2 separate regions of the Homo sapiens genome follow, and region 2 is linked to region 1. A link is an interaction called in ENCODE POLR2A ChIA-PET data of the cell type or tissue named here. Cell type or tissue: MCF 10A. All regions are shown on one strand. Each heading gives the region's core, and the rest is flanking DNA. Links, peaks and the distances in the headings are about the cores only.

The links. Peaks named below come from ENCODE experiments on the same cell type or tissue, not always from the same donor. Only the 100,000 strongest peaks of a DNase experiment are listed, where the experiment ranks them.
Region 2: POLR2A ChIA-PET joins it to region 1 with 9 read pairs; 4 of 35 experiments call an interaction of 5 or more read pairs at or near these places.

The regions. Positions count from the first base shown.
Region 1 is chr2:222,808,019-222,818,778 of GRCh38, reverse strand. No RefSeq gene overlaps it. Among named protein-coding and RNA genes, the nearest start is that of ACSL3, 48 kb to the left of the region's middle. RefSeq lists a silencer at 775-1,069. In MCF 10A, for the core only: no CTCF peak of the experiment used is centred there; a DNase peak (open chromatin) is centred at 5,118.
Region 2 is chr2:222,879,529-222,890,288 of GRCh38, reverse strand. ACSL3 (acyl-CoA synthetase long chain family member 3) reads right to left here. Exons shown (of 17, transcript NM_004457.5): 2 at 2,401-2,459. Among named protein-coding and RNA genes, the nearest start is that of ACSL3, 24 kb to the right of the region's middle. In MCF 10A, for the core only: no CTCF peak of the experiment used is centred there; no DNase peak of the experiment used is centred there.

The DNA of each region.
Region 1 (10,760 bases), core at 831-8,830:
CCTATATTAATAATACAAGTAATTTGACATGAGAAGGATAATTCTATACACTTGAGATCTTTCCTTCTTACTTTTTCAGAGGATATTGCTTTGCTAAAAAGAGAGGACAGATAGTGAAAATACTATTTATCCATTTTAGGGAAGGTACTGATTTAAGATACGAAAGATGGGCTGGACGCAGTGGCTCACGCCTGTAATCCCAGCACTTTGGGAGGCCGAAGCGGGTGGATCACGAGGTCAGGAGATTGAGACCATCCTAGCTAACACGGTGAAACCCTGTCTCTACTAAAAATACAAAAAATTAGCTGGGCATGGTGGCAGGCGCCTGTAGTCCCAGCTACTCGGGAGGCTGAGGCAGGAGAATAGCGTGAATCAGGGAGGCAGAGCTTACAGTGAGCCAAAATCTCGCCACTGTACTCCAACCTGGGAGACAGTGAGACTCCATCTCAAAAAAAAAAAAAAAAAGAAAGAAAGATGAATATTAAACATCAAAGATACAGTTAAAATGTTAGATCAGGAGATATATACATGATGTCATAATTTGTGGTTTTGGAGCTGGAACAAACATTAAGCCGGAATAAATTTCATATTAGACTTGGAAATAAGAGTGTTTTCAATGGACCAAAAAAGTTAAAGGATTACTAACAGAGATCCCTAAGGGCTAGCACTATGGATTAATAACCAGAAGAAAACAAGGTTTAATGTTGAGAGCAGTCCTAGGAACACATCCAACTGAGAAGCAATGGTTGAGGAGCAGAATACACAAGGAAAGATGTAGGAGAAATTTGGAAAGCTCAGGGATTAGCTCACAGTTAAGGCCTTGGTTGTGGGCACTGGTGCTATAGAGACAAGATGTGGAAAATTACACATCCCTATGGGCACTGGTAGCTTCCACACTTAAGGAGAAGCTAAAGGTCGCCTCCTCCTGTCAACACAGTTCTCCTGTCCACCCCACCTGCTCCCAGAACGCTAGGTATAACTGGCAGGTGGCCAGAAACTTTCAGTACAAAGATCAAGAGGAAAACAAGTATCACTAAATATTTAGGGAGAAACACTATCATAAAATGGCACCGAATTCAATAAACAGAAGAATAAATGCCTGAGAGAATATAGCTAATTAGACAGGCAAAAGATGTTATGACAAAAATTAATATCCTCAGAAAATTTGAGAGGATATCATAGACATGAAATAACTAATATCTTGAAAGTTTTAAATATAATAGACAAATGTCAGTAGAAGGATTAAACAGCCAAATGGACAAAACTAAAAAGCAAGTTTACCTGTGAGGAAATGAGAATCCAATATTGCAAAAGACTTTAAATGCTATTGAGTCTTTGCATTCAAGGATATGGTACATTATCTCTCTTTATTTACATATTTTCTTTTTTTCTTTCTTTTTTTTTTTTTTTTTTTTTTTTGCACCGCCCTTAATCCATTTAATCCTGAGTGGACACAGCACATGTTTCAGAGAGCACAGGGTTGGGGGTAAGGTCACAGATCAACAGGATCCCAAGAGAGAGGAATTTTTCTTAGTGCAGAACAAAATGAAAAGTCTCCCATGTCTACTTCTTTCTACACAGACACGGCAACCATCCGATTTCTCAATCTTTTCCCCACCTTTCCCGCCTTTCTATTCCACAAAGCCGCCATTGTCATCCTGGCCCGTTCTCAATGAGCTGTTGGGCACACCTCCCAGACGGGGTGGTGGCCGGGCAGAGGGGCTCCTCACTTCCCAGTAGGGGCGGCCGGGCAGAGGCGCCCCTCACCTCCCGGACGGGGCGGCTGGCCGGGCAGGGGGGCTGACCCCCCCCCACCTCCCTCCCGGACGGGGCGGCTGGCCGGGCGGGGGGCTGACCCCCCAACCTCCCTCCCGGACGGGGCGGCTGGCCGGGCAGAGGGGCTCCTCACTTCCCAGTAGGGGCAGCCGGGCAGAGGCGCCCCTCACCTCCCGGACGGGGCGGCTGGCCGGGCGGGGGGCCGACATCCCCACCTCCCTCCCGGACCGGGCGGCTGGCCGGGCAGGGGGCCGACCCCCCCACCTCCCTCCCGGACGGGGCGGCTGGCCGGGCGGGGGGCCGATCCCCCCACCTCCCTCCCGGACAGGGCGGCTGGCCGGGCAGAGGGGCTCCTCACTTCCCAGTAGGGGCGGCCGGGCAGAGGCGCCCCTCACCTCCCAGACGGGGCGGCTGGCCGGGCGGAGGGCTCACCCCCCCACCTCCCTCCCGGACGGGGCGGCTGGCCAGGCGGGGGGCTGACCCCCCCACCTCCCTCCCGGACGGGGCGGCTGGCCGGGCGGGGGGCTGACCCCCCCCCACCTCCCTCCCGGACGGGGTGGCTGCCGGGCGGAGACGCTCCTCACTTCCCAGATGGGGTGGCTGCCGGGCGGAGAGGCTCCTCACTTCTCAGACGGGGCAGCTGCCGGGCGGAGGGGCTCCTCACTTCTCAGACGGGGTGGTTGCCGGGCAGAGGGTCTCCTCGCTTCTCAGACGGGGCGGCCGGGCAGAGACGCTCCTCACCTCCCAGACAGGGTCTCGGCCGGGCAGAGGCGCTCCTCACATCCCAGATGGGGCGGCGGGGCAGAGGCGCTCCCCACATCTCAGAGGATGGGCGGCCGGGCAGAGATGCTCCTCACTTCCTAGATGTGATGGCGGCTGGGAAGAGGCGCTCCTCACTTCCTAGATGGGATGGCGGCCGGGCGGAGACGCTCCTCACTTTCCAGACTGGGCAGCCAGGCAGAGGGGCTCCTCACATCCCAGACGATGGGCGGCCAGGCAGAGACACTCCTCACTTCCCAGACGGGGTGGCGGCCGGGCAGAGGCTGCAATCTTGGCACTTTGGAGGCCAAGGCAGGCGGCTGGGAGGTGTAGGTTGTAGTGAGCCGAGATCACGCCACTGCACTCCAGCCTGGGCACCATTGAGCACTGAGTGAACGAGACTCCGTCTGCAATCCCGGCACCTCGGGAGGCCGAGGTTGGCGGATCACTCGCGGTTAGGGGCTGGAGACCGGCCCATCCGGCAGTACAGTCCAGCTTCGGCTCCGCATGAGAGGGAGACCGTGGGGAGAGGCAGAGGCAGAGGCAGAGGCAGAGGCAGAGGCAGAGGCAGAGGCAGAGGCAGAGGGAGAGCCTTTCTTTTTTTTTTTTGGAGGCAGAGTCTCACTGTATTGCCCAGGTTGGAGTGCAATGGCACGACCTAAACTCACTGCAACCTCTGCCTCCCAGGTTCAAGCAATTCTCGTGCCTTGGCATCCCAAGTAGCTGGGATTACAGGCATGTTCTACCACAGCCAGATAATTTTTGTAGTTTTAGTGGAGAAGGGGTTTCACCATGTTGGCCAGGCTGGTCTCGAACTCCTGACCTCAGGTGATCTGCCCTCCTTGGCCTCCCAAAGTGCTGGGGTTACAGGTGTGAGCAGCCATGCCCAACCTTACGTATTTTCTTTAGTTAAATTTTATAGATTTCTTTTAACAATGAGCTTTCAAAAGTCATCATTATCTCATGGAAGGAGACTTAAGTCCCTTAACCTACTATTGAACATCATCAAATTTTATTTGTTAGAACTGGAAAAGATTTTAAAAGAGGAAGAAGAAAATGGCCACAGCAGTGAAACGGTGCCCATGTTTATTTTTGGAAGAGAATAATTATATAATAGAAACTTTTTAAAATTCTGAGTTATTATTGAAGAGATTGGCAGTGACTTTCAAACATTTTGACCAAAACCCACACAAAAAAGATGTGTGCAACCCAGTGCACACATACACAAATATGTGTATAAGCAAAGGTTTCATAGAACAACGCTTACTTTACCATAGATTCTGGTGTATATATTGTTTAATTGTTTTATTGTGGAGGAAAGGCTCCTCCTACTCCCAGATGGATATGGCCCCCAGTTTGAAAAGTGTGGTACTAAGAAATCTTATTAGAAAGGCACTTGCCCATGCCCTCCAAAATATTCATTTCCTCATAAATGGATTGAGTTCTCATTCCCTGGTTTCTCTCAGTTAGTCCCTAGGTACCTGGAACCCATATTCAGACACCTCTGGTGCATTCTACTATGATCTCCCCATCTCCCTTTCCTCTTGTTGGATAGATACTATGATTTCACTTTTTATGCCTATTAAACTTTAGTTATAATTGGTGGCCAGGCATGGTGGCTCATGCCTGTAATCCCAGAACTTTGGGAGGCCGAATTGGGTGGATCACTTGAGGTCAGGAGTTGGAGACCAGCCTGGCCAAAATGGTGAAACCCCATCTCTACTAAAAATACAAAAAAATTAGCTGGGTGTGGTGGTACACACCTGTAATCCCAGCTATCTGGGAGGCTGAAGCACAAGAATTGCTTGAACCTGGGAGGTGGAGGTGGCAGTGAGCTGAGATCTGACCACTGCACTCCAGCCTGGGCAACAGAGCGAGACTTAGTCTCAGAAAAAGACTTTAGTTATGACTGGTCTTTTATAAATTGTGTGGACTGAATATTTATGTCCCCTCAATATTCATATGTTGAAGCCCTAACCCCCAATATGATGGAATTTGAAAGTGGAGCCTTTGGGAGATGATTTGGTTTAGATAAGGTCATGGGAGTGGGACCCCTCTGATGGGATTAGTGCCTTTATTAGAAGCGGAAGAGATGGGGACTTGTTCTGTCACTACCATGTAAAGACATTGAGAAGGCAGCCATCTGCAAGCCAGAAGGAGAGCTCTCACCAGAACCCAACCATGCTGGCACCCTGATCTCAGACTGGCACCCTGATCTCAGACTTCCAGCCTCAGAACTGTGAGAAATAGATTTCTGTTCTTTAAGCCACTCGGTCTATGGTATTTTGTTCCAGCAGCCCTAGCTGACCAAAACATAAATTTGCAAAGATCATATACTGTAACAGTGTTCATTGATGATATGAGGAAGCTGATCTCTGGCTCCCTCTCCCAATGTCAAGGCAGTGAGCTGGCCTAAGCACTATTAAGCCTGTTCCTTAACATAAGAACAATTTTCCTCTCCCACTCTGTAAGCAACTCTCTGCAACGCTATATGTATGTGCTTCTAGGAAGAGCGGGTAAATGAGATGACACACCCTGCCCACTAGCAATCTGCTACTTTGGCACCTAGGTTTGGGAGGGTGAACAGAATCATTTGTTTGTCTCAGCAACTGCATATATTAGTCATATCCAGAACAGATCATGCAGAAAAGGTCAACGTGGGTATGTTGTCTAATTCTGCAATATAGGGCAGAAGAGATACTCAGATCTGGAGCTGCCTGCCACATGTCAATTTGCATTAAGGGCTGGAGAACTTCGTGGTGAAAAACCTTTTCTCAAGGGAGAGAGAGCCATGCTCAAGAGGCTTGACCCAGGACAAAAGTCTTAGGCCCTGGAGAGGAGGAGAGGAGCGGTCCCTAGAATAGCACCGAGTCTTTCATTCTTATCTATGTCTGGCACCATCTCAATGGAGACTGTCAGTCTTAAAGGGATGGGGAGGAAAGACTGGGGCAAAGAGGGCCTCTAAGTGGAAACCAAAACAAGTATTTCACTAAAACCTTTGTGAGACATAGGGAAAACACAGAGCTAGGCAATTCTGACTTGAAGCCTCCACATCTCAGCTCAAACATTTACTGGCCCTGTAACTTGGGCAAGTTGCTTTAAACGTCCTATGCCTCAGTTTCCACATCTGCCAAAAAGAGCTGATAATTATACCTACTACTTACCCCACTGGGTTGGATGAAAGGAGATAATACAAAACAAGGCATTTAGTGTAGTGCCCGGCAAAGAAAACCCAAAAACATAGTTGGTACCTGTCATGATTAAGCACAGTGCATACTGTCACAGATACAAAGCCAGTGCGACAGAGAAGGACAGGCGCCTTCTCCGCTTTCCAAATGAATACCGATTTGGGGAGCTTTGTCACCTCAAAGGTCCCTGGCTGCAACAGGAAACAAGCAAAGAGAATTCAGAGACGGAGAAGATGGAAGAAGCAGTTTAGATGTCATTAGAATGCAAGATCCCTGAGGGATTTTGTCCAGTTCAAAATTGTTTCTTGGCATTCAGCGCTACACAAAGTGCATCACAGGGACCCAGATAAATAAGTGATAAATAAATGAGTGCTTGGGTGAATGAATTAATGGATGAATGAACGGTCAGAACCAGGTTCAGCTATGAGCACATGCAAAAGCCATTCTGCATAGTTTGGGGGGACACTTTTCAGGCTCTTTGCAGCCCACAATGATTTGAATTAATAAGCAATTCAAACTTTTCTTGAAAAAAATTGTCTTTAGCTTGAGCATTTACTGGGTGGGAGGCACTCTGCTAGGAGCATTGTGAGTGTTTGGTGAATGTTGTACAGGTGCCAGAGCAAGTGAAGTTGACGCTACGTAGGTCCTTCCAGAGCCTGGTAAAATCTGACATTGGTTGAGCATTTCCTATGTGCCGGGTACTATCTAAGCCTTTCATGTAATCCTCCCAATGACCCTCTGAAGGGTCACTGAGCTCTGAGCTCCATTTGCAGATGAGGAAGTCTGACTACAAGTAATATAAAGTAACAGAACGAAGATTACAGCACAGCTGTATTAAAACATCACTGTACTGCTCAGTTTTAAAACCAACCTTCCCCAACTTCTCTTTTCTTTTCCTTCCTTTCTCTCTTTTTCTTCCTTCCTTCCTTTCTTTCTTTCTCTCTCTCTTTTCTTTCTTGCTCTTTCTTTCTTTCTTTCCTTCTTTCTTTCTTTCTCTCTCTCTTTCTTTATTCTTTCCTTCCTTCTCTCTCTCTTTCTTTCTTTATTCTTTCCTTCCTTCTCTCTCTCTTTTCTTTCTTTTTTTTTGAGACAAGCTCTCACTCTGTCACCCAGACTGGAGTGCAGTGGCACTATCAAGGCTCACTGCAGCCTCAACTTCTTGGGCTCAAGCAATCCTCCACCTCAGCCTCCCAAGGAGCTGGGACCACAGGCGCATGCCACCATGCCCGGCTAACTTTATATTTTTTGTAGAGATGGGGTTTCACCATGATACCCAGGCTGGTCTCAAACTCCTGAGCTCAAGCAATCTGCCCACTTCTGCCTCCCAAAGTGCTGGGATTACAGGCATGAGCCACTGTACTCATCCTAGGGCTTCTATTTTTCATCAGCTGCAGGATTGGCCCTCAGGGTTGCTGGAGTGATAGAGAATTGTAAACTCTCAGCGCTAATAGAAAAGTCAGAGATCACCTAATCCTACAACTGGATTTTACTGACTTGGAAACTGAGATCCAAGAGGCACTATGAAGGTCCCAGTGCTGGCTACTGGAACATTCCACATATTCCTCATCTCCTACCAGGAAGTCAGGTTTTGAAATCATTTTGTTATAACAATAACTCAAGTTAGGGTGTATATCTAACTAAAATAATGCTGAAAACGTAATAGTGCAAATGAAATCACAATTCATAAAGGCACTCATTCTTTTTCTTGGGTGGCCTAATCTTTAGCTGTGACTAACGTGTGCACCTATATTTGCTTGTGTATGAACAATAACAGGAATTATAACAACAATGGCATTACATTTTTATACACAGCCTTTCATCTCAGGTGTGTAAGCCAAGTCAGCATCATCAACTCATTAATCGTAAGAACACTTCTTTGAGGTTCCCTCAGTGGGTAATTTTATTACCCTTTTTTATGGGTTGAGAAGCTACAACTAAAGTACAGTGACATTCCCAAAGTTACTCGAGAAATTGACAGAAAATCCAAAACTAAATCTTTCTTTCATGCTTGCAGGCATCTATCCTCCTACTAACTAATATTTGGGATATTCAGGTCATAGAGCATTGTTTATTAGATTAGTACTTATATAGTCTCATAAACTTTTTAGTAAGACAATAAGTTTATTAAGATTAATATTTTAAAAGCCAATTAACTCCTTTTAATATGCATATATAAGGTGCGTTTCTAACATTTCCTTGCATTCTATCCTGAAACTCACTTCATTTTTTAAAATCTTGATTTTTTTCATAGTCTTATTCTTTCTTTAAGACTTTTTTTAAGAGCAGTTTTAGGTTCTCAGCAAAGTTAAGAGAAAGGACAGAGACTTTCCATATGCCCCCTTCACCCACACATGCACGGCCTTCCCATTGTCGATGTCCCCACTAGAGTGGAACGATTAGTAGAATTGCTGAACCTACATTGACACATCATTATCACCAAAGTCCACAGTTTACACTAGGGTTCACTCTTGGTGTTGTATAGTCTGTGAGTTTGGATAAGTATATAATTACACGTATCCATCATTAGAGTATCATGCAAAGGATTTTCAATGTCCTAAAAACGCTCTGTGCTAGGCCTATTCATCTTTGCCTTCCCCCAACCCCTGGAAACCACCGATACTTTTAACTGTCTCCATAATTTTGGCTTTTCCGGAAAGTCAGTACGTAGCCTTTCCTGGTTGTCTTCTTTCACTTAATAATATCCATTGAGGTTTTCTCCATGTCTTTTCATGGCTTGATAGCTCATTTCTTTTTAGTGCTAAACAATAAGCCATTGTCTAGATGTACCACATTTTATCCATTCAAGTCCGTCTCATTTTTAACTGGGTACAGAACGTTGGTTACTAATGATGAATAATTGGGAGTAACTGATGGGATGAACAGACATGTCTGCCTGAAGTTTAAGAACAATTTATTAAAGGGACTTTGGGCTGAGCCACTGGAAGAGGAACTCCCTCCTTGAGCAAGGATCTCCTTTTCCTCCTTCCCTTCCTTCTGTTTTTCCCTCTAGTCATGGAGGAGTTTCTAGGAATTGCTCGCTCTTTCAGTGTGTTTTATTTCAAGAGAAGTGTGGCACGGAAGAAAGAGCCTCAGCTGGGCCAGTCACTTGGGTTCTCTAGGCTCCGGTGTCTCTAACTGTAAGATGACAAGGCTGGAGAGATGATTTCTGGGGTCCCTCTGAGCTCAGCTAACCCAAGATTCTACCTTCTTTGATTTCATCTTTGACATCTGCTTCTGTCTAATGGCTTAAAAGGAAGGCTTACTTTATACATGTCAGCAAAAATAGTTTGCCTGTATATTTATTTGAATGTCCCACAAAACCAAATCCTTGTTTCATGGTCCAGAGTTTATATCATTTTGTTTTCACTTATTTTTCCTTCTTGCTCATGAAATTCCAACAGCCTGAGAATCTGGCAGTCTTCAAGACTCTTCTCAAATGCCTTAAAATGTACCTGGGGGGTACTAAATATTTTCCAAAGCCTATGAATTGACAGAGAAGTCAAAATAGACTGGTTTCCACCAGGGTTACCATCATCAATTTTGCCACGTTCCACACTCAGTTTCCTTCTAAGGATATTCTTACAAATGCCACTACCGAATGTTCATCTTTAGGATCAGGATTAACTGCCTTACTCATATAAGAACTTTTTAGTGATTCTCTCATAGCAGTACAATAACAGATCTTTTTTCCCCACAAAAGAATATATAAAGCATTATCCTCGTAATTAATCTGTGATAAAAATCACGAAGGTCCAACCAAAATCTCATGCATTTGGATAGTTTTAGGAGCAGTCCTTATCTGGATTGTTCTAAATAATGAATCTGGGTGGCAAAAATATTCCATCCACACTGTCAGTTACCCCCAGATCTGCCTGTCACCCCCTTTTTAAAGTAGACTTTATTTTTTTTTTCCAGCCTTGGCATCTTTCTTGCATAAATAAACTTTATTTTTTAGAACAGGTTCAGTTTCACAGCAATTTCAAGTGGAAATTTCAGAAAGTTGCCATATTGCCTGCCCTTTTTTAGTGGCTTAAGCTGGTTTGATTGAATTTCTTTCACTTACAAGCAAAAAAATTCTCATAATACAGAAATTTAAATGACTTGATGATATATATATTACTGGATCTGTGAGTATATTTATCAAGATGATAATACATATTTCATATGTTCATAAGCACTTCCAGTTGGTAAACTTGTTTAAAATTAAAATTTCAAGGCTGGGCATGGTGGCTCATGCCTGTAATTCCAGCGCTTTGGGAGGCTGAGGCAGGTGGATCACCTGAGGTCAGGAGTTCGAGACCAGCCTGGCCAACTTGGTGAAACCCCATCTCTACTAAAAATACAGAAATTGGCCTGGTGTGGTGGCACATGCCTATGGTCCCAGATACACGGGAGGCTGAGGCAGGAGAATCGCTTGAGCCCAGAAGGTGGAGGTTGCAGTGAGCTGAGATCGCGCCACTGCACTCCAGCCTGGGTGATAGAGTGAGACTCTGTATCAAAAAAATAAATAAACTAATTAGTTAAATTAAATTTTTACCCACACCATTTGTGTTAGCTATTAGTTAAGCATGATTCCCTTCAGCTTGTCATCTGCCAACCTCTTTCCTTGGGATCTCTGTTGTTTTTTGTTTGTCTGTTTGAGATGGAGTCTTGCTTTGTCGCCCAGGCTGGGGTGCAGTGGCACCATCTCAGCTCACTGCAACTTCTGCCTCCTGGGTTCATGCAATTCTCCCACCTCAGCCTTCTGAGTAGCTGGGATTATAGGCATGCATCACCAAGCCCGGCTAATTTTTTGTATTTTAGTAGAGACGAGGTTACACCGTGTTGCCCAGGCTAGTCTTGAACTCCCGAGCTCAGGTGATGCACCTGCCTCGGCCTCCCAAAGTGTTGGGATTACAGGTGTGAGCCACCACACTGGCCAGGGATCTCTGTTTTAATGAGCTTTCAGACACCAGACTCTCTGCCTCCCCTGACTTCAAACTGTACCCCTGGCCATTCTCAACCCCTGCTGGTTTCTGCTCCCTCCCGAAGTGGGCT
Region 2 (10,760 bases), core at 865-8,864, 71 kb before region 1:
ATGTTTCCTTTTCTCTTCCTCCACTCCCCTTCCCACCCCCAAAAGCCCAGTTTCTTATCTGTAGTCTGCATGGACCAGCTAAAAAAACAAAGTTAAGAAAAGGAAAATAACATATAATTAGAACTTAAAAGTATGTTGTGGAAATATACAGAATAAATAACCTGCATCACAATTAACATATTGTCTTCATTTGTACTATGTAAAGGTTAAGTAGCTAAAAATAAGGTTTAAACATCCGATTACTTCCTTTAGTCAATAGTCTTGTGTTGTATTCAAATATTACTTGCTTTTTTATCTTTAAATTCTTTACAACATATTTTCTTCTTCCTACAAATTCCCAATTATTTTACCACTAAGAAAAGCTATTCCTGAACAACATATTTCAAAATCAAAGCAACTAAGATCACCAGTTGTCTTCCCTCTCACCTCCATTCTCTGCTGTGTCATTCCCTGGCCTCTGCAGCTTTTCTGCAAGTGCTCAAAAACCAGATTACACTTAAAAACAGAAGACACAGAAAAAAGGAATCCACCTTAAGTAGCTATGAGAAACATCTGGCCCAGCTCTTAAAAACCATTTTCCTCTGAAACCAAGGGAGGAGCAAACTTGCTGCTGTCTCCGTCTCCTTCCATACTTCTCATCTAGGTCACTTTCACATACAAATCCAAATTTGCTTCGCTACATTTCTTAAGAAGTTTAAAATGTTTCAATCCGACAATCACACAAAGGACACGTACAAATGTGAATTAACTTCCATTTTTACATTATCTCTTAAATCATGGGACTTCTGAACATAAGCAATTCCCAAACGTGAAAAGGTTGAGTTCTAAGTTTCGGGATTCAAGACACTGGGTTTCCCAAGTAGTTCATGACATTCCCTTTACTTCATCGCACAGTTAACCTATATAACATGACTACGAGTCTTATTTCTCTTTTTAGGCAAAATTATGACAAAGTTATCTTTGTCACTGTACCATAGTACTTCTTCCTGTGCACCACCCTCCCACATCAGTTTCTGACGGCCTTTTCCCTCCTCAAATATCCTAAGTACCCTACTGAGCACACATAAATGCACTGAAGCTCCAAAACCACTTCTTCACCTACACAAACCTAGCTGATCCTCAACAGTAATTACAGTCATTTCTATAAATGTCTACCTATTTAAAATCTATCATTTAATATGTCATAATTATCTTTGCAATTTCAATTTTATTGTAAATCTGCTAAACTCTCTTGATGCATTCTTAGCTAAGAATTCAAAGTTTGGAGTTCCCATAACCCATTAACTACTAAAAGAAATTTGTAGAGGAGTACTGTGTTACAATGGGTTTACCTAGTCACTTCAAAAGCACTCTTAATTTGATCACGTATATCCCTCAAAGAGACGCAGGCACAGACATGTCTAAAACAAAGTGAGGCGTACTATTAAAGTGGACAAAGTATATTCCTTTTTCCATCACATCTACTTCATTAAAAGATGGCAATCTTGGATACGCAAACAAAGCGTCGCAAACAAAGCGTCTGGAAAGATACACTCTATGAAAATAAGGGATAATCCCTAGCAAAAGAACCAGGGTAACATAGGAGTTTCCTGTTTACTTAGATGCTCCTACATTGCTTACAGTTTTTAATAATAAACATATTACTTGTGTGATTTCCTTTTAAAATCAGTTAAAAATGTTAAGATTAATAAATTCAACTGATATGAAAAAAGACTTCGAAATGAGATTCTGAAAAGAAGGATGTCAACTATCATGATTCTAATGGATAAAATGCTTACTGCCTTTACGTCATCATCAAAGCACTTTACCAACATAGACTATTCCCTACAGCAGTCCTACTCAATTTTTTCATTTCACAGAACGCTAAAAACCTTCGTCCTTAAATTTTTGCCCTAAAATTTCATAAACTCTAATTCACTTCAGATGACACAGAAAGAATAAAATTGTGCTATATTTCTTATGCCCCATGACAACTGTAATAACCATGCAGAACCTTCTATGGGTTGACAAAAAGCCCTTGAAACTACAATCTCTACTAAAATGTCCAGTTAGAAATTTACAGTAACATTCATACAAATTTTAAATGACCATCACATATTAAAATGGTCTAATTCATGCTAAACTATCCAAAATAAAGAGGCCACTGAGTTCAAATCCCTTGCAGATACTTAGTGAAATTCAAGTTAAGGAAAGGAAGATAGACAATACTGCTCAATGACATGGTTTAATGTCCCAATTGATTTATACAGAATTAAAGTAAATATAAAACTATCTTCCATATATAATCATAAAATGAGAATTACAATTTTTTGGTCAATTTAGCCATAATTGGTTTTAACTTAATATTTATTTTATAACAAATAAAAGAAATCTATTGTAATAAAAAATTAAATATTTTACCAGTTGACAATGGTAGGAGGTACTAGGTGCTTTGAAGATATGCGCCCTTGTGTCAAAACCTGTCAAAACAAACATAAAAAAGACAAGCATTACTACTCATATTCTAGTTAATCAGAGCCGAATGCCAACTTTTTCCTGGAACTATTTTACTTCTAAACCTCACATGAAAAGTTTCCGGTGAGTTTTTCTGGAAACACCAACCTATCACGCTAGCAAACAAAATTTTTATCATGTAACTTTTCTTCAAAAACATATAGTACACACACTACACACCAGTAAGAATGCCCAAAACCCAAAACACTAACACCACCCAATGCTTGCAAGGATGTGGAGCAACTCTCATTCATTGCTGGTGGGAATGCAAAATGGTACAGCCACTACGGAAGTTTGACAGTGTCATATAAAACTAAACATACTCCAAATATATGATCCAGCAACCACAGTGCTTGGTATTTACCCAAAAGAGTTGAAAATATGTCTACAAAAACACCTGTACATGCATGTCCATAGCAGTTTGATTCATAATTGCCAAAAGCTGGAAGCAATCAACATATCTTTCAACAAAGTAATGGATATATAAACTGTGGTACATCCAGACAATGGAAAATGAGTCAGTGTTGAAAAGAAATGAGCCATCAAGCCATGACAAGACATGAAGGAAACTTAAATGCATATTACAAAGTGAAAGGAGACAGTCTGAAAATGCTATGTACTGTATGATTCCAACTATATGACATATTGGAAAAGGCAAAGCTATGGAGATGGTAAAAGGATCCATGGTTGCCAGAGGTTAGAGCACAGAGGAGGATGAATAGGCAGAGCACAAAAGGACTTTTAGGGCAATAAAGCTATTCTGTATGTATTATAACGGTAGATACATGTCATCATATATTTGTTAAAACCTGCGGAGGGTACAGTACTAAGAGTGAACCCTAATGTAAACTATGGACTCTGGGTGATAACGATGTGTCAATGTAGGTTCATCAGTTATAACCAATGTAGCACTCTGGGGAGGTAGGGGGATGTTGATAAAGAGGGAGGCTATGCCTGTGTAGGGGAAGGGGTATATGAGAAATCTCTGCACCTTCCTCTCAATTTTGCTGTACACCTAAAACTGCTCTAAAAAATAAACTCTATTATAAAAAATAAGGTATTTCCAAAACTCAAAAAGTATACTATAAAGGCTGCGTTCATTTACTCATGATGATGATAAAGAATAAGTATTAAGATGTATATGTGGTGATATTAATACATTGTTTTTAAAAAACACTTTCAAATTTTTTCAATGATTTTCTCTATCACCTGCGAAGCAAACAGGTTAGCAGTCATTATATAGTTATTTTTAAGAATATATTAACAAGTAGAGCTAAAAGCTAAGTTTTTTTGAATCACTTAATTCAACATACCACTGCTTCATTAACTTTTAATTTGTTATTAATTTTTGTAAAAACGGACAGACCTTGCAGCCATAAAAAAGAATGAGTTCATGTCCTTCGCAGGGACATGGATGAAGCTGGAAGCCACCATTCTCAGCAAACTAACACAGGAACAGAAAAGAAACACCACACGTTCTCTCACTCATAAGTGGGAGTTGAAGAATGAGAACACATGGATATAGGGAGGGGAACATCATACACTTGGGCCTGTAGGTGGGTGGGGTAAGGGGAGGGAGAACATTAGGACAAATACCTAATGCATGTGGGGCTTAAAACTTAGATGATGATGGGTTGAAAGGTGCAGCAAACCAACATGCCACGTGTGTACCTACGTATACATGTAAACCTGCACGTTCTGCACATGTATCCCAGAACTTAAAGTAAAATAATAAATAAACTTTTTTTTTTAAAGTCAGGCATGGTGGCTCACGCCTGTAATCCCAACACTTTGGGAGGCTGACACGGGTGGATCACCTGAGGTCAGGAGTTCAAGACCAGCCTGACCAACAAGATGAAACCCCAACTCCACTAAAATTACAAAAATTAGCCAGGTGTGGTGGCGTGCACATATAGTCCCAGCTACTCTGGAGGCTGAGGCAGGAGAATCACTTGAACCCAGGAGGCAGAGGTTGCGTTAAGCCGAGATCATGCCACTGCACTCCAGCCTGGGTGACAGAGCGAGACTCTGTCTCAAAAAAAAAAGGACAGACCTTAAACTCAGATACTACTGGGTTCAAAATCCCTGCTGTTTCTTATTAGCTATGACTCCAGACAAGGTCATGCATCTATTCATCCAGGGGGGAAATAACTTAGAAATCTTCTTGTTATTAATAATTTCTTGTGCCAGTTTCCTCACATGTAAAAGAGAACAGTGCTATATATAATTCATATCCATAGTTGTAGAATTTCTATAAATAAAAAAGAGCAACAGGAGAAAGCAGGCTATGTATATTAACAGAAAATTCCACATTGTTTATTACCTATTAAAAATGGTTAACCTCATTAATTATCAAGGAAATACAAATTAAAACAGTATCATTTCCTACATTAAAATTTTTTTAATGAAAAAAATTCACAAGTGTTGGCAAAGATATGGCAAACAAGATAGATCTTGGCACTCTTACGGAAGTACAGCCAGTTAAGAGAGCAATTTGGCAGCATCTAGCAAAAGCTGAAAATGTAGACTCCTATGACCCAGCAATCCCTTTTGACAAATATGCCCTGGGGAAACTTATGTGCCATGCTTACTTTACCCTACTTTATTAAATGGCCCAAGGTGACAGGTCCTACTAGGTATGTAATTGGCCCTCAATAAATGTTAAAAATCTCTTCAACAAATATTTATTAAATGCCTTACTCAGCTCCAGACCCGACACTTTGCATTCTAAGAATGACACCATAGTACTGAAAAAAAAGAAAATTCCTAGTCAGTGGTAGAGCCTGACAAATCACTTTAACGTGGCAAAAACTATGAGAAGTGCATCAGCTGCATTAGGAAAACAGGCAATTGCAGCCTTTTGTCTAGGGTGGAGAAGACAAGGTCAAGGAAATCACTATAAACTGAGTTGATGCATGTATTTTTGTTCAAGCAGACAATAACTGCAGGCAATAATAACAATTATTTGTAAACGCGAAGGGAACTGTACAAGAAAAGAGAAATTTCAGAAGACTCTAAGTAGTTGTAGTAAGCTGAATAAAGGACCTCAAGGTTATCAGGCCCTAATCCCTAGGATCTACAAATGTTACCTTATTTGGAAAAAGACCCTAGATTACCCAGTGGTCCCTAAATGCCCTCACAAATGTCCTTATAAATAGAGAGGCAGAAGGAGATTGGACACACATGAAGGAGATGGTGACGTGAAGATGGAGCAGAGAGATTTGAAGATGCTGGCCTGAAAGATTGGACTGATAATAGGGAATGCCAGCAGCCACTAGAACTGAAAGAGGCAAGGAACAGGTTCTTCCCTGGAGCCTTCAAAGCTCTGCTGATACTTTGATTTCAACCCAGTAACACTGATTTGAACTTCTGGTCTCTATTAACATTAATAGAATAAATTTCTGTTGTTCTAAGCCTCCCAGTCTGTGGTGATTTGTTGCAGTGGCCCTAGAAGACAAATGCCTCACTGCCACTGTGAATGTTTGCTGCCCTAAGTGGTTGAAACATTATCCAGATCTCTTAAAAGTCTTCTAACTTTTATTAGCAGGGGGATGACATACTCGGATCTGTTTCATAATATTAAACCTGGTGCCAAATGTTGAGAATTTATTTGTGGAAAAAGAAACTAGAAACAGGAAAACCATTTAAAAATTCAAAATCCAGACAGAAGATAAAGTTCTTAATCACCAGATATTTGTGAAAAACCATCACTATCAAAGAAAGAGACAAACAGCAGACAAAAAGTGCCTCAGTGGAAACAGACAATGTAGGAAATGTGGGAAATTTTAAAATATGTCTATGTAATATTCTCAAAGGCATAAGAGAGGCTATTGCCATCTATGAAACAAGAATGCAATGCTATATATTAACAGAAGGAATAAAAATAAGAAAAAGTTCTTTGAAATTAATAGCAGCTGAAATTAAGGAGTCAATACAAGTGTCAGAAAATGAGGTGGAGACTCTTTTCCAGATAAAGAAGAGCAAAAGCAAGGGGTAGAATATAGAAAATTTAATTCTCATTTTAAAAAATAAGGTGTTAAATTAATCCAAGAGATTCAAGTTCCATTACAAGGAGTTCCAGAAATAGAAAAAAAGAACAAAGAGGCAAAAATTCCTGAAGCATTTTGCAAGCAGAAATTCCTAAAGCACACTGCAATATAATATCCCAGAGCTGATAAATACTAGTCTTCAGTTTGAAAGGACTGGGCAGATGAATGAGGGAAAAAATAACTGACTTCTAGACAGAGCCACGTAAATTCTCAAAGCTCAGAGTATAAGAATATCCTCAAATCTTCCTAAAAAAACAAAAGGCTGGCTGGGCATGGTGGCTCACGCCTGTAATCTCAGCACTTTGGGAGGCCGAGGCAGGCAGATCACCTGAGGTCGGGAGTTCGAGACCAGCATGACCAATAAGGAGAAACCCATCTCTACTAAAAATACAAAATTAGCCAGGCATAGTGGCGCATGCCTGTAATCCCAGCTACTAGAGAGGCTGACTGACACAGTAGAATCGCTTGAACCCGGGAGGGGGAGGTTGCAGTGAGCCAAGATCCTGCCACTATACTCCAGCCTGGGCAACAAGAGCAAAACTTTGTCTCAAAAAAAGAAAAAAAGAAAAAAAAAAAAAACAGAAAGCAAACCACCTACAAATAAGGTGATTCTATAACTGATCAACAAAGAAGGATACATATCAGAATAAAAGGAGGTACTATTAAAAAGTGTGATTTGGGCCAGGTGTGGTGGCTCATGCCTGTAATCCCAGCACTTTGGAAAGCCAAGGCAGGCAGATCACAAGGTCAGGAGATTCGAGCCCATCCTGGCTAACACAGCGAAACCCCATTGCTACTAAAAATACCAAAAATTAGCCAGGCATGGTGGCATCTGCCTGTAATCCCAGCTACTCAGGAGGCTGAGGCAGCGGAATCACTTGAAGCCAGGAGGCAGAGCTTGCAGTAAGCCAAGATCATGCCACTGCACTCCAGCCAGCCTGGGCGACAGAGCGAGAATCTGTCTTCAAAAAAAAAAAAAAAAAAACAGTGATCTGGAGGTATTCCAGACAAATCAGGATATATGGTCACCCTTCCTGTAAGGCAGGAATTCTCAACCCCCAGGCCACAGACCTGACAGCAGGTAGGCAACAGCAGGTGAGCAAGTATTACCGCCTGAGCTCTGCCTCCTGTCAGAACAGCAGCTGCATCAGATTCTCACAGGAGCAGGAATTCGGCATGCAAGGGTTCTAGATTGTCCGCTCCTTATGAGAATCTAATGCCTGATGATCTGAGGTGGAGCAGTTTCATCCCAAAACTATCCCCCACCCCACTGCCTCCTCGACCCCTGTCCATGGAAAAACTGTCTTCCACGAAACTGGGTCCCTAGTGCCAAAAAGCTTGGAGATCGCTGTTATAAAGAAGTAAGAATCATAATGGCATCAGATGTCTCAGAAACACAGGAAGGTAGGCAACTATGAACAAGGCCTTAAAAGTTTTAAGGGAAAGTTTTAACCTAGAATTCTACTCTCAGCTAATTTCCCAATCAATTGCAAGTAGAATAAAGAAATTTTCAGACTTTCAAGGACTTAGAAAATTTACATTCCACAAATACATTTTGCTAAGAAATTACTTTAAAAAGTCCTCAATCATGTGCATATATTCCTTTAAGTTTTAAAACAATTTTGTTAAGCCAGAATGATCTGAAGTTTTGTTACCTAGTTTACAAGAGCTGATATAATGCTGATTCCAAAACGTGACATACCACATAGGACAATCTCTTTAAAGAATATGAGGGAAAAAATCCTAAAATGTCAGCACATCTAATCCAGTTGAGTTAAAAGAATGATACACCATAACCAAGCATGGTTTGTTTACTCTGAGTGAAAAGATGCTTCACCATGAGAATTCTTTATTACTACCATCCTCTATATTTAACAGGCATAAGTAGGAGGGGAAAGGTGTGAGCATCACCATACATTTTCTTAAGTATTTAAGAAAAGTGAGGCCGGGCGCAATGGCTCACACCTATAATCCCAGCACTTTGGGCAGGTGGACCACCTGACGTCAGTTCATGACCAGCCTAGCCAACATGGTGAAACCCCATCTCTACTAAAAATACAAAATTAGCTAGGGGTGGTGGCGCATGCCTGTAATCCCAGCTACTTAGGAGGGTGAGGCAGGAGAATCGCTTGAACCCGGGAAGCGGAGGTTGCAGTAAACCAAGATCGCACCATTGCACTCCAGCCTGGGCGACAAGAGTGAAACTCCATCTCAGGGGTGGGGCGGGGAGTGAATATCAATTACTAAGTTTTAAAGGAACATCTTATTCAGAAACAAAATTGCTTAAACTTAAAAACAGTATATTTATTAGAAATCAACATTAAACATCATACTGAAAAGCAAATTCCAACCAAGTAAGGGACAACAAGGCCAACTATGATCATAATTATTATATATCAAGAAGGCTCTAACTCTATGCTGTCCAATGCGGTAACCGCAAGTGCCACTGCACACCTGAAACGTGGCTAGTCCAAACTGAGATGTGATCTAAGTGTAAAATACACATGGGATTCCAAAGACCTAGTAGTAAAAAAAGAACATAAAATAGTTAATTAATAAATTTTATATTGAACATATACACTGAAATAAGATTTTGAATATATTACATTAAACAATGTAATGAAATCAATTGCCTACTAGAAATGTAAAACTACATATATGGCTTACATTTACGGCTCTCAAGGCATGTCTTCTGAACAGCACTGCACTTTAGCCAATGCAATGAAAAAATAAACGACAGTTATGAATACTGAAAAAGACAGAATCATTATTGTGTGCAGATAAGTGCCTGCCTGACAAGAAAATCTGAAGGAATCATTTGAAAAATATCCAACCAGAGGGAGAATTCACAAAAATACTTCGATACCAAGTAAATAATAAAAATAGACAGGTTTTTTTTTGTTTTTTTTTTTTTTGGGAGACAGAGTCTCGCTCTGTCACCCAGGCTGGAGTGCAGTGGCGTGAACTCTGCTCACTGTAAGCTCCGCCTCCCGGGTTCACGCCATTCTCCTGTCTCAGCCTCCTGAGTAGCTGGGACTCCAGGCACCCACCACCACGCCTGGCTAATTTTTTTTTTATTTTTAGTAGAGACAGGGTTTCACCGTGTTAGCCAGGATGGTCTTGATCTCCTGATCTCGTGATCCGCCCACCTTGGCCTCCCAAAGTGCTGGGATTACAGGCATGAGCCACCGCGCCCGGCCAAAAATTGACAGTTTTTTTATATATTATTAATCACCAGTTAGAAATTGAAACGGAAATATAGTCACAATAGCAAACGCAAGTTTAAAATACTTCATGTAATATAACATTCATATTTACATATGGGTGTCTGTGTATGTAAAATGCTACTGATAGACACACACAAAAAAACCCTGAATATATGAAAAGACAGACTTGCTCCTGAGTAGAAAGGATAAATGTAATTCTGCCAAAATTAACCCATAAACCAAATGCAATCCCAATGAAAATCCTACTAGGATTTTTCTTACGTGTTTGTTTTGTATGCTTATGTGATATATTAATTCTAACATTTATCTAGAAGAAAAAACTTTGAGAAACAGCATATTTAATGCATATTTGCCCTATTCCATATCAAAACACGAATTGTTAATACAGAATTTTAAAACCAGAAATAGTCATGGGACTTTTGTATATGGCAATAGTGACATCACAGATCAGCAGGTAAAATCTTATTCAGTAAGTTGCACAGCATCAAAGAAAAATTTTAACAGAGGTAGTAGCTGAATTAAGTCCTGGAAAGATGAGAAGCAGATCCCTGAAGCAAACAACCAGCCTAGTAATACCTCTCTTCCACAGCTCCCATATTCCATAAATAGAAAAAAAAAAAAAAGGTTTATTATTGGTCTTTATTCTGATTCTGAAACAGTCTCCAGTGATGTCAACCCACAGTCCACATTGCCTGGCCTACGACTGTTGGGAAGGGAAGCACTGGCTCTGTTTCACATATGTGATACTGTTCTGTCCCCATCTCCAACACCGCAGACTACGGCAAATGTGTGCATCCACAGGTATCCAGCAGACCTGTGACCAGTGAAGCCTGTATCAAAAACATGAATGTGCTGGTCCAATCATACTCTTCTGTCCAAAACTTGGAATGGGGTATGGAATTGGAGAGAGACAGAAGCAGCTAAGAGGACTGTCAAAATAAACTCATCTTTCAAGATGCAGGATGAGTATAATTACCCACAGACAAAGCTG